Regions from separate parts of the Mus musculus genome. Here region 2 is linked to region 1. The links are chromatin loops, found by intact Hi-C in ENCODE. Cell type or tissue: heart. All regions are shown on one strand.

Region 1 (8,000 bases):
TAAAATAAAGATTATCAATCCCATCCCCTGGAGCCCTGTGAGGATCCAAGGGGACCTTACCCCAGAGGAGGCAAGCACACTTACTTGGCCCAGGGTGAGCCCTCAGTACACAGAAATGTTTGCCCTTGTTCTGAGAATATGGTCTGAGCACACAGGTCCCAACGGCCTTTGGTAGGCAGGGCCAGCTCCCACAGGCAGGGAGGGGCTGGCAGGAGCCAACCCAGAGGCTAAACTAAGGGCCTTCATGTGCCCTGCCGTGTGCCCTCGTCCCACAACTCTCTAGGACGAGGAGACAGTCAAGGTACTTCTGGTGGAAATTCTTTAGGCTGAGTTCTGGGAAGAGGGGTGGGGTGGTGAGAAGGCAGAGACAGCGTGGCTGACCCTACTCACATTTATGAAGCAGCAACTTTTCCAGGGACTCGCTCCACTTGAGGGCTTCCTCCGAGGTAGGCCTGAAGGTGAGGGCAGGAACGCATAAGGACAGGGCGGCTAACTCTCCCTTCAGCTCCCACCACTGCTGCCTGGCCTTCTCCCCAGAACGACAGCTTCTGGAAGGAGCTGCTTGCTGGACACCAGGTTCCCCCAAACACTTTCTGTCCCTTCTTGCGGGATCCAGGAGACAAAGCCCCTTCCCCAACCCCACTGCCCGGTCCTACTCTTCAAAAGTCAGCATTCACCAAAGTCCCAGGATGCACAGGGTACCTACTTGAAGGACTTGGTTGTCTTGTCTGTCTTGCTGGCTGGCTGAGCCCCGGGAGATTCGTTCCGCCGCCTGAAGATGGCCAGCTTATTCTTCATGTCCTTGGCTCTGGGGGCAGAAGCAGAGAACAGGGTTGATCAGCTTGGTCCACACAACCCCTGCAGACTTGGGATGCAGGAGGAGCCAATGGGCTGGAACGAGGGGCACCTACTCCTTCATGGTGTGCCGCCTCTGTAGGTTCCCATTGCGTGTGAGGTACATGCCTCGGAGCATCTCTGAAGAGTCCCCCCACCTTGAGACTCAGGATGGTGTGAACTGAGCGGCCTCAGGCTCCTGCCTCCCACCGAGTTCCTAGGCTTTCGAGGTAAATGTGCACCGCAGAGAGCTGGAGCTGCGTGCACTCTGTCTCTGGAATCCTGGCCGGATGACTGGACTTCAGGCTCAAGCCCGGCTGGGACTCAGACAGGCGGAGCCAGGAAATGGGAGGGACCAGAGGGGGGCAGCAGAGAAAAACAGCCCTGCTGGCCAACCCTGAGAGGCAGCGTGAAAGGGGCATGTGTTTGCAAAGGACAGCCCCTGGGGCCAGCCCCCGGCAGAAAGCCAGACCCAGTTATTTGTGACCCACCTCCCTTGTTACCATGGCAACAAGGGAGGCAAGTCAGCAAATTGCTGGGCAGGAAGGAGGGAGAGAAGGAGGCTCTGCCCACCAGGGTGGCAGGACTAGCTATTTTTAGCCAAAAACCATTTTTAGCCAGGCTGCTCCTCCCAGAGGCAGATTTTAGCCTTCAGGAAGCTACTGGTGAAAAAAGGGTTAAAGACCCCTTGTTCTATTTCACACCCCTAGTCTGTGATCCCCTGCCAGCTCCTGTAAGCTCACTGCTATCAGACTGGGCAGCCCATTATTATACAAGAGGCCCCAAAAGTTTTAGTAGTTCTAAGCTTGAATAACCTAACGTGTAAATGCTATAAACTTGTGTGTGTGTGTGGGGGGGGGGGTCATTGGATGGTTTACTTAATTTCTACATATTTAGTTTTGTGATTGAATATTCTTTTTTTTTTTCATTTTTGGTCTCTGCAATTCTCACAAAGCCAAGGAAACTTAAACTTTCTAGATAGTTTGTGGCATTTCTCCTTCTGAAGCTATCCAAGCCTAAATGCGCCTCTGAGATCACGGGTGGCACTATACCTGGTAGCAGCTGGCAGCTCAGCTCTGGAGACCGAGTCAAACCCAAGCTCCCCTCGTCTGCTGAGTTCAGCCCCTTAACCAATCTGGAAGTCAAGTTTCTTGCTTGTCTAACAAGGATGATACTCCTGTTACCTGCTGGGGTGTTCAGGATACTAGGGTGTGGCAGGCATACAGTGCCAGGCACAAAGGTGTTGGGACCTAAGAAGCTGCTGTCACACCTGTTCTGGGGTTCAGGAACAGCTGCCCAGAGACACCCCCACTCCACCACGGCTGCAGTAGGTTCTAAGTCAAGGAGTCCAGAGACCAGTGGCTCTCTGGGTCAGGATAGCAGCCCCAAAGCAGACTAGCCTCCCATCCTGGCTCCCATTCCTTTGAAACAGAGTCTGGACAAGTTAACTCACTTCTTCCTAAGTCTGTTTCCTTTTGTAAAACGAGGATGTGGCACACAAAAAGGGCATGCAAAGTATGATCACCTATGCAACACCTATAGAACCCAGCACAATGAACACTGGCTGTTGTGTCCCAATCAGATGCTAAGAGAACTGTCTAAGCTTTGAAGAATGTGAACTCCAGACGTTCAAAAGATGATGCCCACTTTTAAAGGCAACTACAGAGTGTGGATCTGAGGCAGTTCCAGAACTCCGGACACCCACCCTTCACCACCACCTACTGCTCTCCCAGGTGCCACCGGCAGCAGCTCTGACATTGTATGGATACCTCCTTCCAGTCCCCATCCACCCAAACTGCAGCTAAATGGGGGAGTGTCCCAGCAGAGGATGGCTGCTTGTACATTTCACTGCCTCGGGCTACAGTCTGAGAGAAGCCCGCTGTTGGGGATAAAACAGAAGAGGGCAGAAAAGCTGGAGAAAATGGTTTCCTAGACCAGTGGGCTCCCGCCCAGGTCTGAGCTAGGAAAGAGGGTCACTAAAGGCATCACGCCCAGGGAAGACGCCTCTCCGCTTCCCCCAGCTCTAATTCTTTCTTATCTGTTACTGAACCTGGAGGCAGAGGTTCCTTCCCTCTGGGGGATTGTGTTCCTACTATGAGCCATGCCCCCACAGACTTCTCTCTGTGAATCTGCTCCTCAGGAGCCTCAAGACTGAAAGTTTGAGGAAACCTAACGAGAGCATCGCCTGTCCCTCACAAGCCAGAGACCTCATTAACTGGCACCAGAAATAAACCTTCACAAGGGTAGGGAGCCTGGGCTGGGCTGGGCTGGCCAGAAAAACTTGCAGAGAGCATGGCATAGTGTAGCTAGGCCAGCAGTGCCCCCTTCTGGCCATGCCTGAGACTGTTCACTTTCAGGAAGTCCAGAGACTTGTCAGTTCAGCTCTTTGTATGCCAAGGACTTTTATAAATCACTGCTTGGCTCAGAGGCTAGGCTGGGCCAGGGATACTTAGTTCCTGCCTAGCTCTGAGAAAATAAACTTTCAAGATCCTAATGATTTATCCTGAGTCTTCAATAGCTCACTGCTCCTTAGTATCTGTCTGGGGGTGTGGGTGGGGCTGGAGTGCAACCCTACTTCTCCCAAGTCTGGGGTAGAAGAGAAGGAATGTCAGGAGACAATCAGGATCGTCCCAACCTACATGTTTTTGCTCTTTCTCTTCCGGGAAGCTTCATCACATTCTGTGAGGTCAGTCCCACTCATCTGCAGAGAAAACAGAGATACAATGTTGTCTGGGTACCCAGGACACAAGGCTCCAGCAGCAGCCTGCAAGCAGCCCAGTGATCCCCAGTGCGCCATCTCTGGCAGAGCTCCCAGATCAAGCAGTCGGCTTCTTCCTGGTTTGTGGGGAGAATCAGAGGGACATTTGACACTGGGAACAGAGGATCCCGTCAGGCGCCATGGCTGGCAAGTGAGCAGGGGTCTAGACAGACTTCTGCTCTGTGATTTGGCTGGTCACTGCCTCTTTATGATTCTTCACATCTCAGTTTCCACAACCAAGATCCTGATGGCTATCTCAGGACTCAGGGTGTAAGGAGACTGAGAGCATCCCCATTGCCTTAAAGCACTCCAGGGCTCCCTAGTACTCTTGGGATAACATCCAAAACACCACATGGCAGAGAATCTATCATGGGGCTTGGTACGACCAGTTGCCACATCATCAGTAAATTGCCAGGCCAGCACCTATTCTAGAAGCTCCCTCCTCTGCCCCAGCCCAGCAGAGTGTTTGCTGCTGTCCTTAGTGACTCTCCTTCTTAAGGCATAGCTTAAGGCACCGTAGCCAAGCAGCACCGATGCCTCTGTCCCCAGGAATCCTTTCATGCCCTCTTTATCTCTTTTAAGGTCCCCACCACACCCAAAATGGTTTGTCTGAACCCTCTTCTGCTTGGCTCTGAGTTTCCATTGGAAGCCTCGGACTGGTCACCTTCATATGGTCAGTGTGGTAGGAGCACACATTTGCCAGATAAATGCATCCAAGAAGATGCAGCCTGAGACACTGCATTTAGGAGTCCTCGCTGCTGGATCCAGAACCTCCAGTTTCATTCCTGTGACCCACCCCAGCCTGCAGAGTCTATAGCCCCAGCTCCCTGACTTTGCCAAATTGTTCCTCCTGCATGAGAGACCCTATCTCTTGTAGCCTCCATCTCCTCGCAGCCTCACACCCTTCATCTAGCTTCTGTCTCATTAATCCTCCTAGAAAGTCCATAAGTAGTAAATAGAGGCTCATTGCCACTTGCCCAAAGGACCTGAACCACTTAAGACAGAATCCGCCTATGTAAATTAAAAACTGTCCACCAGAGGGCGGAGCACTCAAGTGCCAAAATGGCACAAGGTGACTGTTTCCAAGGAAAGACTCAGCAAAAAAAACTGCCTCCTTCCTGAATCAGTTGCCACACCAGAGCGTGGAAACATGTGTGTGTGTGTGTGTGTGTGTGTGTGTGTGTGTGTGTGTGTGTGTGTGTGTGTGTGTGTGCGCGCGCGTGCGCGCGCGCGCATACATGCACCCAGGAACACACACCATGTCTGGAGCCAGTCCCAGCATATGTGCTGCTTCTACCAACTTGGAAGACGTTATTTTTTGTTTGTTTGTTTCAGCAGATGCCTAGGGTGGGTTAGCAGCCCAAACGGGCAGAAGATTGACCAGGATGAAATGTGGGTCCCAGTCATGGACATCTTGGCACCCAAAATGCCCTCAACACTTGGCCGACCCTGCTGTACCTGACTCACAGAGACACAGGCTCTGCAGTTGTGCTAGCCTACCTCAGCAGTGCTCGGAGCCCCCACCCGTGGGAAAGGACCCACAGAGCTGGGTTTCCTCCCATTCTAACCTCGGCTTCCGCACTTTATCAGCCCCACACAATGGGCCTGGGGACCACTCCCGCCAGCCACCACCCCCAGTCTCTACCCAGCTGGGAAATGGGCTCTTCCTTCCACTACTGGGGGTGGGGTGGGGTGGGGTCATCTTCAGTAGTCCTAGTGGGAAGCTCTGACCCCGGGTTTTGGCTTTCAGGCACCTAAGAAACCTTGGCACTAAAAGGGGACAGGGGCCTACAACCAGGAAGAAAGACCAAAAACTAAGCCAGACAGGGCTTCCTGGACCCTAGTGCCTCCTCAGTATCCACATTGGCTGCAGCCTTGGGTCTTTGGAGGTGTTAGCATGACCCCCAAGATCATCCTCCTTCAGCTGCGACAAGGCTGCCCAGGGCCCAGCTGGCAAAGGGGCAGCTTCTTCTACCTGTCCCTACCCCTCCTCCATGACCCTGCCCTGCTGCAAGCTGAAGTGAGCCCGGAGTCACTGGCCCTCCCTGAACTCTGGCAGGGATCCCTGGGGCCTGCCTGGCCTCACCCTGCCACCTCTGGGACTGAGAGCTCTCAGTCTCCCGGAATAATAACTATAATTCTTATTGTCATTACCCCTATAATTACAGTCGTGATTAAGAGTGTGGCTTCTAAACAGCCTGGATTTGAATCCTAGCTCAATCCCATATTAGCTAATTGACCTTAGCTGTGTTCCATCTGCTTGCCACGTCTGCTCCCTTCATTGGCAAAACGAGGGCTCAAACTGGACCCCTACCTCACAGGGCTGCTGTGAGCCAACAGACGCATAGGGATGGGGATAAGGGGTGGTTATCAACATCCATCAGCCATTGCGAGGACCACACACCAGGCCCTGCTGTCCATCAGCCACTGCGAGGACCACGCACCCAGGCCCTGCGCTACAGTCTGTAGTCATGGATGATCCTACCTAAACCTCACATTCCCAAGCACCATTTGCTACTATTTTTTTCCCGGCTTGCAGCTGGGGAAACTGAGGCCCGGAGCAGTGTAACTTGCCCGGACTCTTTGAACTGGTAAGATGCAGTGAATTTGGTGTCTGGCATCAAAGGCCAATGGGGTTTGAGGGCTCCCCTACAAGCAGAACCCCAGCTTGCTTCCCTTCTTGGTCCTGGTCTGACTCCTGGGTCATCTGGCCATGTGTGGCTGTCAAACTGGGTCCTGTGTGACCATGTGGCAACAGTGGTCTGTGCACTAAATTTATTTAGGCATAGGGAATTTGAATGTAGGAAATATCTTTAGGATTCTCTTTAGAATAAAATAGAAGCCTAGAAAGTGTTATCCTACCCTGGAGGCCAGGGGTATTTTAGAGTCCTTTTATCTGACCTTTTGTGACCCTTGGTCAGGACAACCATGACAACCCTACAGTGGGTCAGGAAGGAAACACAGCCAGGAGAGAGCCATCACTTGTGTTTCCTCGATGTCAAGGAACGGCCAGACAAGGCTGAAGTGTGTAAGTCTTAGGCTCCCACACAGTGAGGCTCCTCTAGAGAGCGTCCACTGAGCGGGGTCTCCAGGGATCTGGCAGCAGGGGGCGCCATGAGCCGAGTTAGCTCCACACAGGGGCCGGGCCCAGGGAATGATCCACCGGAGAGCCTCATGGTTCCCCAACTCCCTGGACCTCCTTGAACACCTGTGAAGGCACCAAGTCCAAGCAGGCAGTTTATACGGTGTGCATGGTTCTAAGACATGACTCACAGTGGACTCTGCACAGGGCACAAGGGCAGGGTGTCAGCATGGGGCAGAGAGCACAATGTGACTACCACCCTGTCGCAGGTAGCCTGTGCTCAGAGAGCCACACGGCTTGGCCACACAGCAGCACAGCAGCTCTGTCTGGCCTTCCTGGCTCTCACATCATTACAAGATCACTGTGCTATGCTCCGGGCTTTTAAGCTCTCTGATCTAGAGCTCTCTATATGGAATGACTTCCCAGTCCTATTTGACAAAGGGGAAACTGGCGCTCCAAGAAGCGACTTGACCAAGGTCGGGGAGGAGGCAGAGCTGGGCCTGGAATGGGTCTACCTGTCTCTATAGCTGATGTCTTCACCCTCTCTTCGTCACCTCAGGAGCCAGGCCCAAACCGAGAGGGTACGAGAGTAGTGAGGAGAACACAGGGGCCTCTCCCTCTGTCAGCCTCCTTTTAGCATGGGATTAGGGGTGAAGGGCGGGCGTCCAGAGTGGTAGCTTCAGCCTGTTGCACTTGAAAGGCTGAGGCAGGGGAATGGTCAGGAGTTCAAGGTCAGTTACACAATGGGTTCTGACATCCTACCTCAGAAAATGAATTGGCAATGCTGTGGGGTGAGGAAGGTCAGAACAGTGTCCGCCTCCACTTCTACCATCTCAGCAGCATGATAACCATTCGTGGAGAACCCAGTGGGAACTGAGTGGCAGATCTTGTCTTAAGCCCCTGCATCAACCTACTTGAGCCTTCCAGCATGCTCTGAAACTAGAGTAGTTACCATAACCACACCAGAGAGGACACAGGCTTGGAGAAGGGAAGGGCTAACCCGAGGCCCTCCGCTAGTGAGGGGTGATAGTAAATCAGGGGCTTGTTGAGTCTGGCCTTGCCCTGGATGGGTTTCTGACTGAAGCTGGAGGCTGGAAGTGGGAAGGATGATGACCTACTCAGAGGCTGGAGAGTGGAAGCCATGTGATCTAGAGTGGCCCACACATACTAGGAACAGCCTTTGGGGGCCCTGGTAGCTCAGTTACTCAAGCCTGAGAAATGAAGTGTCAAGGAAGAAGTGACAGTGGGGACCGGACGGTGGACAAACACAAAGCTGAGGCAGGAGGGACCTGGTACAGACCTGCTAGGCTCCCGGGTGGGGCATCT
Region 2 (8,000 bases), 64 kb before region 1:
GTCATGGTGGAAAGTGGATGTGTAAAACCATACCCCCTTCTCAGAGTGGGCCTGAGGTTAAATACCTTTTGCAGGGAGGAGTGTCTGGGAAGGAAAGCTTATTGGCTAAGCCTCCAGGCCTTTAGGTACATCATTAAAATGGAGATCTGTCTTGAGGCTACATGACCACAGGTCACATCCTCTACCTGTGGTGGGGCTCGGAGCGTTGCCCTTAGGTAACTGAAAGACACAAATCTATGGAGAGCTGCAGCCTAGTGTCCGGGAAGCAGGCAAAACACCTGCCTACCCACAGGGTTACCAGGGTTTCTAACTTTAGCTCAACCAGGAATCAGGCTGCCTTTCACAGTCTTACACATTATGGAAAATAAGCCTGAGTAGTGCCTCACATTTTTCTCTTCCTCCCTCCTAGAAGGCCGTACCCCTCAGGCCTGGCTAGACCATTGAGTTGGCAGTATCCTCAGTTGTTACCACACACACAAGACCTAAGGCACCATCTCCACCTGTGCACTGAGCCCTATGTTCCCTGGTGTCACTTAATCCTCCAAATGTTTCCTCCCCAGAATACAAGGTTCTCAGCTGGAAGGGTTTCCTGGGACAAGGAGTCCCCTTTGCTCTGCCTCCCTTTTTTAGCCCCCCACACACACCTGTACCCATCTCTACATTCTCAGAGCACACATCTAGACCAGAGGCCGGGAATTTCCAGACACCCAGATGAGTAGTCAGCTCACTGGGCAACAGAGAATAAAGCAGGGGCCTGGTGTGGTTGATAAGGAAGGTAAGGGTTTGTAGGTGGTAGAAATATGGACCTTGCTCCAGGCCCAGTGAACACCCATGGCATTTGACAAAACCCCAATGCGACCTGTCCCGGGACTGTGTAGCTTCAGGAACGCTAAATGTTCCCAGTAGCCCCATGACAGAAACTGAGAGCCTGCCATCTACTCTGTTGCAGACGAGTGCCTTCTGGAGCATCTCCACAAGGTGTCAGCAGAGGCCCAGTGGCGTCCCCTATACAGACCTACCTTCATAGGCATTCTGGGAAGGCCTGGCTATCCACAGCCACAGCCCAGACAAGCTCTGCACCAGGCCCTGAGCAATTAGGTCATCACCCAGCAAGTGGAGGGTTTGGGAGTCAGGCATTAGAAGTACACATATGCAGGGCATAGTGGTGCATGCCTTTAATCCCAGCAGAGGCAGGCAGATTTCTGAGTTTGAGGCCAGCCTGGTCTACAAAGTAAGTTCCAGGACAGCCAGGGCTACACAGAGAGACCCTGTCTCAAAAAACCAAAAAATTTAAAAATTAAGAGGTACACATATACGCAGGCTTAAACTATAGTTCAGTTTGTAGTGTGCTTGCCTAGCATACGCGAGGCCCTGGGTTCCACCCTCAGAGCTCCACAAACCAAGTGTAGTGGTGTATACCTTAATCTGAGCCCCCAGGAGGTGAAAGCAGGAGAACCAGAAGCTCATGGTTATCCTTGAGTCTATAGCAAGCTTGATGTCAGGTTATACTGTATGAAATACGCATGCCTCAAAAGTAAGCATACGTATATGCACGTGGTGGGGAGTCACAGATGGATGGCTGTGTATCATTTGCTTGGGTGCACTTCATGCATGTCTTTAGGTGTGTACTCACAAGGGTATTATGCATATGAGTGTCTGTGTGTCCGTGCACGTGTTTATAGGTGTATGTGCACATGGGTTCCTATAATTAAATATACAGGTATGTGTCAACTCTGCCCTGCCTCTCTGCCTTCTTGAGATCTGTCTCAGGAGCTGCCACTCAAGAATGGGTAGGATCCGGTCTAGTAGCTGCTCAGCCAGCCCCTGCCATGCTCTTAAGACCTTGATCTTGAGTGCTGAGTCCCGACCAACATGTACCGAGCCACACACACAAGGGCATGGGCAAGGGAGAAGCTGGGTGCGCAGAGGACTGAGTTTGCTGTCTGTTTTGTACAGTGATAGGGGACTTCTGGTGACCCTTGAGCAGGAGTAGGAGGAAGGTGAGTGGAGGCAGAGGCACCCTTGCCGGCTGTGCTATGACTGTCAAGTCGAGAATCAAGGAGTGAAGAGAGTGGGGGGAGGGGCACGGCTGGGAGATTCAGAGTCAGAGAGCCACCAAGGCACCTGAGTCCTGCTCAACCTTCTGTGCCCACTCCATCCTTACCTCCTCTGAAAACTTCCCTCCCCACACGGCCCACTGCCTCACAGTCTCTTCAAGGTTGATGTTGCCACAGGGAGCCCTTCAGGGTTTCTGAGGGCAGGGCCTTCCACAATGTCTTCCCCCTCGTTCTCCCTAACCCAAGCCTCTTGGATAGTTTAGAAAGAGGACACCGGCCGGAATGATAGGTCGGGTGAGTTGTGGCTTTCAACTTGGTAGAATCTAGAATCGCCTGGAGAAGGCCTCTCTGTGTTCTGCTGACCTGGGACAACCCACCTGCTGTGTAGGGTGCCATTCCCTGAGTGGGGCCATGGAGGACACCCAGAAGGGGAGCTGAGTGGGGGGGGGGGTGTTCCTGCTCTGTCCCTGACCCTGGATGGGATTTGCCCAGCGGCTTCAAACTCCCGCACCCTTGACTCTGCCCTCGAGCTGTGATCCAGAAATAACCCTTTCCCCTTGGGGTTGCTTTCATCAGGGTTCCCTCACCACAACGGGAAAAGAAACCAGCACAAACGGCTCTTTTGAGCCGTCCTGCCGGGGTGGGAGAAGAGAGGGTTTGTGGGTGTCATGCCTACAAACTGTAGGAGTCCAAATTTACCATCCTCCGAAGACAGGCCTTGCTGCTGAGTGAGGTCAGAGGCATGAGCCCCTACCCACCCCCCACCCCCCACCCCCCATCCCCCACCCCCCACCCCCGAGTTTGTCTTGACCTTGTCTTGAGGATAAGAAACAGTGCCTGCCTCTGAGTTAGGTCTTACAGAGTTGTTAGCCATGATTGTTACCATTGGGTCCAAGACAGGCCACATATCTAGGACCACAGAAAGGCAAGTTAATAACTGACCCACCAAAGCACTGGCTGGTGTGGCCCTGGCATCCTATAATTGTGTGTGTGCACAATCTACCTGTTCACTCACTGGCCAACCTTTTTTCCCCTCAGAACACCCTGAATGCTAGCCCTGTGGGTTCTCTTTACTAAGAACTTTCTAGAACCTTGCAGAATGCGACCAAATCATAGTACTTGCTAATTATTCTCCAAGGTAAATTAGCAAATTTAAACCTCCTTTATTTGTCAAAACTGGGACCATCCTTCCAGATTGGAAGGCAACTCCACCACATGTTATTTCAGAACTGGACACTAGAGGGCAGCACAGGGCCAAGTCAGGACTGTTTAACTCTGCCAAGGACTCAGAAGACAGGGGGCAACTGGAGCTCCTGGAAGCAGCAGGCTGGACACCTTTAAAGCCAGTCTCTGCCAGAACCAGGGAGTTGGAGTCTGTACAGGGCAGATTTACCCAGGCCATCCACTGTTTTGTTGTGGTTTGGTTTGGTTTGGTTTGGTTTGGTTTGGTTTGGTTTGGTTTGGTTTGGTTGTTTTTTCACCAAGCCAGTCAAATTTTCTCACAGTGCTCCTAACCATCCGACAGTAAGTGCATTGAACATGATGATTCTGTGTTTAGACTGAGGTGTCATAGCTGAACAAGAGTCACCAGGTGGAGAGAGGGACATGAGCAGAGCCCAGCTTATACAAGAGCCCCGAGGCAGAGGAATGGGGAGCTGTTAATTTCTCATCCCAAGAGCACCCAAGAAGCAATGCAGGGGCTGCAGCCTCAGCTCTCTGGCTCCTGCCAGGCCCTGTCCTTCATTCCTGGCTTCTTCTTCAACAAGCTGCTTTTCAGATGTCCCAGCAGCTGGGGCTGGAGGCAGAGGAATGTTGGCTATGATAAAGCTGGACCAAACTTCCCCAGCATAGGGTCCAATAAGATGTTTTTATTTTAATGTCTGGACTAAGACAATGGCAGAGCCTCCTGGAACAGATGAGGCTGGCAAGAATCTCTCTTTAGGGAAAAGAGATGGCGCTTCAGGAGCCTTTGAGGCTCATGAACGGGGAAGGGCATCCATTGGCTGCAGGCCAGAGACACTTAGAAAGCACTAACCCTCTTATAAACAAACACTCCAGGGAGGCTGTCTCTCTGGAACAGGGCAACTCTGCTTTACCTATGCGAATACAGGAAACACGCTAGCTCCCGATGTCTACACGGTTGTTAACAGCTTGGGTAGAACCGACATGCTACCTTGTGGGGGAGGGGGACATAAAGCACTGAGCCTCTGAAGTTATAGATCCACACCTGGCAGCACAGCAAGGTGAGCTGCCATGCCACGCCCAAGTTCTTGGTAGTTGCTTGGCATGATCATTCATGCACCAGAGGAGACCTGGGAGAAGGAGATGGCCGCCATGGCATGCCCCCTCAGGGGTACCTCGGAAGCTTCAGTTGGGCTTGGCTCTTGTACCATTGAGTGTCCCAAAATGACTAAGCCTGGAACAAGTCGCCCAGTCATCGTTTATTGAACACTTACTTTCCGCCCAGATTTCCTCCATTACATTTAATCCCCAGGACAGTTCTTCCTACTTTACAGACAAGGAAGCCGAGGCATAAAACGGTTTAAGCCAACTTGGCTGAGTCAACACACTTCCTAAATGCTGTTACCTAGCCTACAAATCTGTTTTCTGGATAACAAAATTCGATGAAAGATATTAGTCACTGTCCAATACAGAGAAGAGTCCAGGCAGAGGCAGTAAGCCAAGGCATGGGCAGGGTATGAGGGCCACAGTTCTGTGGCAGGCATGGGGTAGGGAGAGGGTGTCACAATAACCAAGACTTGGAGATGGGGGTGGGGAGGAGATTGATGAAAACTTTTTTTTCTACCATAGAGTAAATGTTGATTGCCAACTTGACAGAATCTAGACACCCAGGAGGCAAGCCTCCAGAACCCAGAACCCTCCACGAGGAAGTATGTAAATTAGGTTAGCCTGTGAGCAGAACTGTGCCAGATCATCTCAGGTTAAGTGACAGGTAGGCAGCAGCATTCCTTGGGCTTGGGTGCTGGACTGGATAAAGAGAAGCAAGCAAGCCGAGCTCCTGCAGCCACCACTCTCTCCCCATGTGGATGCAGTATGACTGGTCTTCTCAATCGCGATGGACTGAATCCTCAGCCCAGACCCTCAAGCTCACGTATCCCAGGAGCAGGGATATTCTGCTCAACTCCTCACGACTGAGCAGCAAAGAAAACCAGCATCCTTCTGGCAGTGTTGTTCCACAGAAGATCCACGTTCATGTCCCCCACCTGCCACCTCATGGACCTTGTGCCAGCCCACTTTCTCCCAATGTAGGGTCTGATCAGGCATCCTTCCTGTTGTACCTCCTTAGCTCCGTTCCTCAGGGAATCAAATTCCTTGAAGAATCCAGGCAGGCAACCTATAGAAGTCATTATCAAGCCCACATTTCCAGCAAGAGCATTGTGATGGTGTGTATATGCTCAGCCCAGGGAGTGGCACTATTAGAAGGTATAGCCTTGTTGGAGTAGGTGTCACTGTGGGCATGGGCTTTAAGACCCTCCTCCTCCTAGCTATCTGTAAGACAGTCTTCTGCTAGCAGTCTTCAGATGAAGATATAAAACTCTCAGCTCCTTCTGCACCATGCCTGCCTGGATGCTGCCATGCTCCCACCTTGATGATAATGGACTGAACCTCTGAACCTGTAAGCCAGCCCCAATTAAATGCTGTCCTTATAAGGACAGCAATGCCTTGGTCATTGGTTTCTGATCCCAGTAATAAAACCCTAAGGAAGCCAGGCAGCATAGGTGGTCAGCCTGGCCTTCCAGCAGCAAGGCCCAGGCTGAAGCATGGGAAGACGCTGACTGTCCAGACTCCCCAGACCCAGAGTGCATTGCCCTTGTAGTGAGTGAGAAGTCCCTGGTGTTATTTTCAAGACAGTGAAAAGCCTATTCACCAACACTGGCCTCCCTGTAGTTCTTGCAGTCAGGATTCTTCCTGGATATAGCAAGCTACAAAGCTTAATGTTAGAACTCACCAGGCAGAACAGGGAGAGATCGGCTTTGTTGGGTATGTCCCCAGAAGATTATCTTAGGTGGCCCACTGACTTCCAAATCATGATGGTCACCACAAGTAGAAGAGGGCGTTGTCATCCCTGATCCATCACTCACTGCCTGTGAGACCCAAGTCTGGTCTCAGAATCTATCTGGGAGACTGATGAAAACTCAAGCAACTAAGCAGCTAGGCCTCCCAGGGGCCTCCCAGGGGCCGTATCTGCAGCTGCCTGCTCAGAGCTAACTTGAAAACTCCCTAACTCTATTCAGTGTAAGCTTTGCTGCCTGAGAGTGTGGGCCAAACAGGCTCCAAGTTCTTCAGAAAAGTACATTCTAATACTAGCCTGTGTGAGAAGGTGAGGACCGTGAGACTGACACCGACAGTGGCCATGCCTGGGCAGCACAGTGAGCTTGGACCCGGTTTTGTGAATAGGTAATGTGGGATCAATGAGAAGGGCGTGGTTTGATGCAGAAGACCTGGGCTTCACAGGGAGTTTGGTTGGTTGGGTTGGGTTGTCCACCACAGGGCCACACCGCTGCTTCCCTCAGTCCCTGAACAACACAGGAGAACACAGACAACAGGAAGTCGGCCTGTGCTGGAGCAAGAAGGAACCAGGGACAGAGATGGAGGAAAATACAGCTGGTCACTGGCTGGAAGTCTCCGAGCCATGTTTTGTTTTGTTTTGTTTTGTTTGTTTGTTTGTTTTTATTCAAAACCTACGACAGTTTTTCCTTCTGTCTTGCAGTAGGTTTTAAAAGTGATTTTTGAGTGGCTGTGTCTCATTTTCGTTGCTGTGGTAAGACATCCTGTCAGAAGCAGCATGTGGGGGCAAAGGGTTTGCCTTGGCTCACTGTTCCAGGTTATAGTTCATCACAGTGGGAAAGTCAGCAAAGACGTAAGGAAGCCAGTGACATCACATCCAAGAACAGACTGGGAATAAGTGTGCGCATGCCTGTGCTCACTCTCTACACGCTCTACACTTAGATAGTACAAGATTCCCCCACCCCCACCTAGGGGATGGTTTCACCCACAGTGGGCTGGGTCTTCCCACCTCAGCAATAAAGACAATCCCCCACAGACATGTTTACAGGCCATTCCATGATCTAGACAATCCCTCACTGAGACTCCCTTCCCAGGTGATTCTAAAACTCACCACCACACTGCCCTATTGTTCTAAAAACCTCATCTTTCCCTGAAATTGTCTTAGGACGCTGTGGTCTGTGATGTTTTTGACACAGGCACCTTAAGATTATAGGCACATCTGCCTGGAGTCTTCTAGAGACCTGACCTGAGGCTTGATGTGTGGAGAGGAGTTCCTGTGAATAGGATTCTGGGGGCCTGGGTTCTCCTGGGGCCTCTTCTGCCTGAGATGCTGTCGCTAAGCTATCTTTACCTTTGTCTCCTGCACTTACCCGCAAGGCGTTCACTTTCAGAGCTGCCATTGAATTTTATACCAGCCCGCAGGTGCTGAGCAGGAATCGTCACCCATTCTGAAGATGACAAAACTGAGCCCCAGAGACACAAAAGTGTCATCTGAGATACACACCGAGTTTTGGAAAGAAGCTTTCCTTATTTTTGGTTGCTGACTTCCAGTCTGAGCCAGAGGTGCCTTCCCTTTCCCAGTGAGAAGAGAGATAGCCTTCAGCAGAATGGCCCAGAACTGTGTAGTTCACAGGCACCAGGAGCCCGTGTGGCTTGGCCAGAGTCAAAGAGGAGGGGCTGCCTGCTGGCAGTACTTCACAGTCTCTGGAGGCAGAACTCTTGAGCTTTGGCCTCAGGGACCAGGTTGGTGGAAGGAGCAGTTCGGGGGTTCACTCCACTCCTGAAGCTGAAGAACAGCCTGGTATAGCTTGAGATGTGGAGGGACCTTGACAAGGAGTCAGGGCCCTACCTGGATTCAAGTGTGCTCTCAGCATAAGCACTGACTGGGGCAGGCAGGTCATGTGGATGAGGTGA

What was found. Peaks named below come from ENCODE experiments on the same cell type or tissue, not always from the same donor. Only the 100,000 strongest peaks of a DNase experiment are listed, where the experiment ranks them.
Region 2: it touches region 1 in a loop (7-fold over the local background); 31 of 42 quality-filtered maps call a loop at or near these places.

The regions. Positions count from the first base shown.
Region 1 is chr4:62,692,806-62,700,805 of GRCm38, reverse strand. It overlaps Rgs3 (regulator of G-protein signaling 3), which reads right to left. Exons shown (of 16, transcript NM_134257.3): 12 at 3,474-3,535; 13 at 707-808; 14 at 391-452. Among named protein-coding and RNA genes, the nearest start is that of Gm11210, 26 kb to the left of the region's middle. In heart, CTCF peaks have their summits at 1,212 (motif pointing right), 3,166 (motif pointing left), 4,612 (motif pointing right) and 6,683 (motif pointing right); DNase peaks (open chromatin) are centred at 1,225, 3,155, 3,665, 5,145 and 7 weaker places; H3K4me3 peaks cover 1,645 bases; H3K27ac peaks cover 4,216 bases; H3K27me3 peaks cover 2,904 bases.
Region 2 is chr4:62,757,194-62,765,193 of GRCm38, reverse strand. No RefSeq gene overlaps it. Among named protein-coding and RNA genes, the nearest start is that of Gm30699, 14 kb to the left of the region's middle. In heart, CTCF peaks have their summits at 969 (motif pointing right) and 3,300 (motif pointing right); DNase peaks (open chromatin) are centred at 973, 3,353 and 3,813; H3K4me3 peaks cover 87 bases; H3K27ac peaks cover 3,896 bases; H3K27me3 peaks cover 946 bases.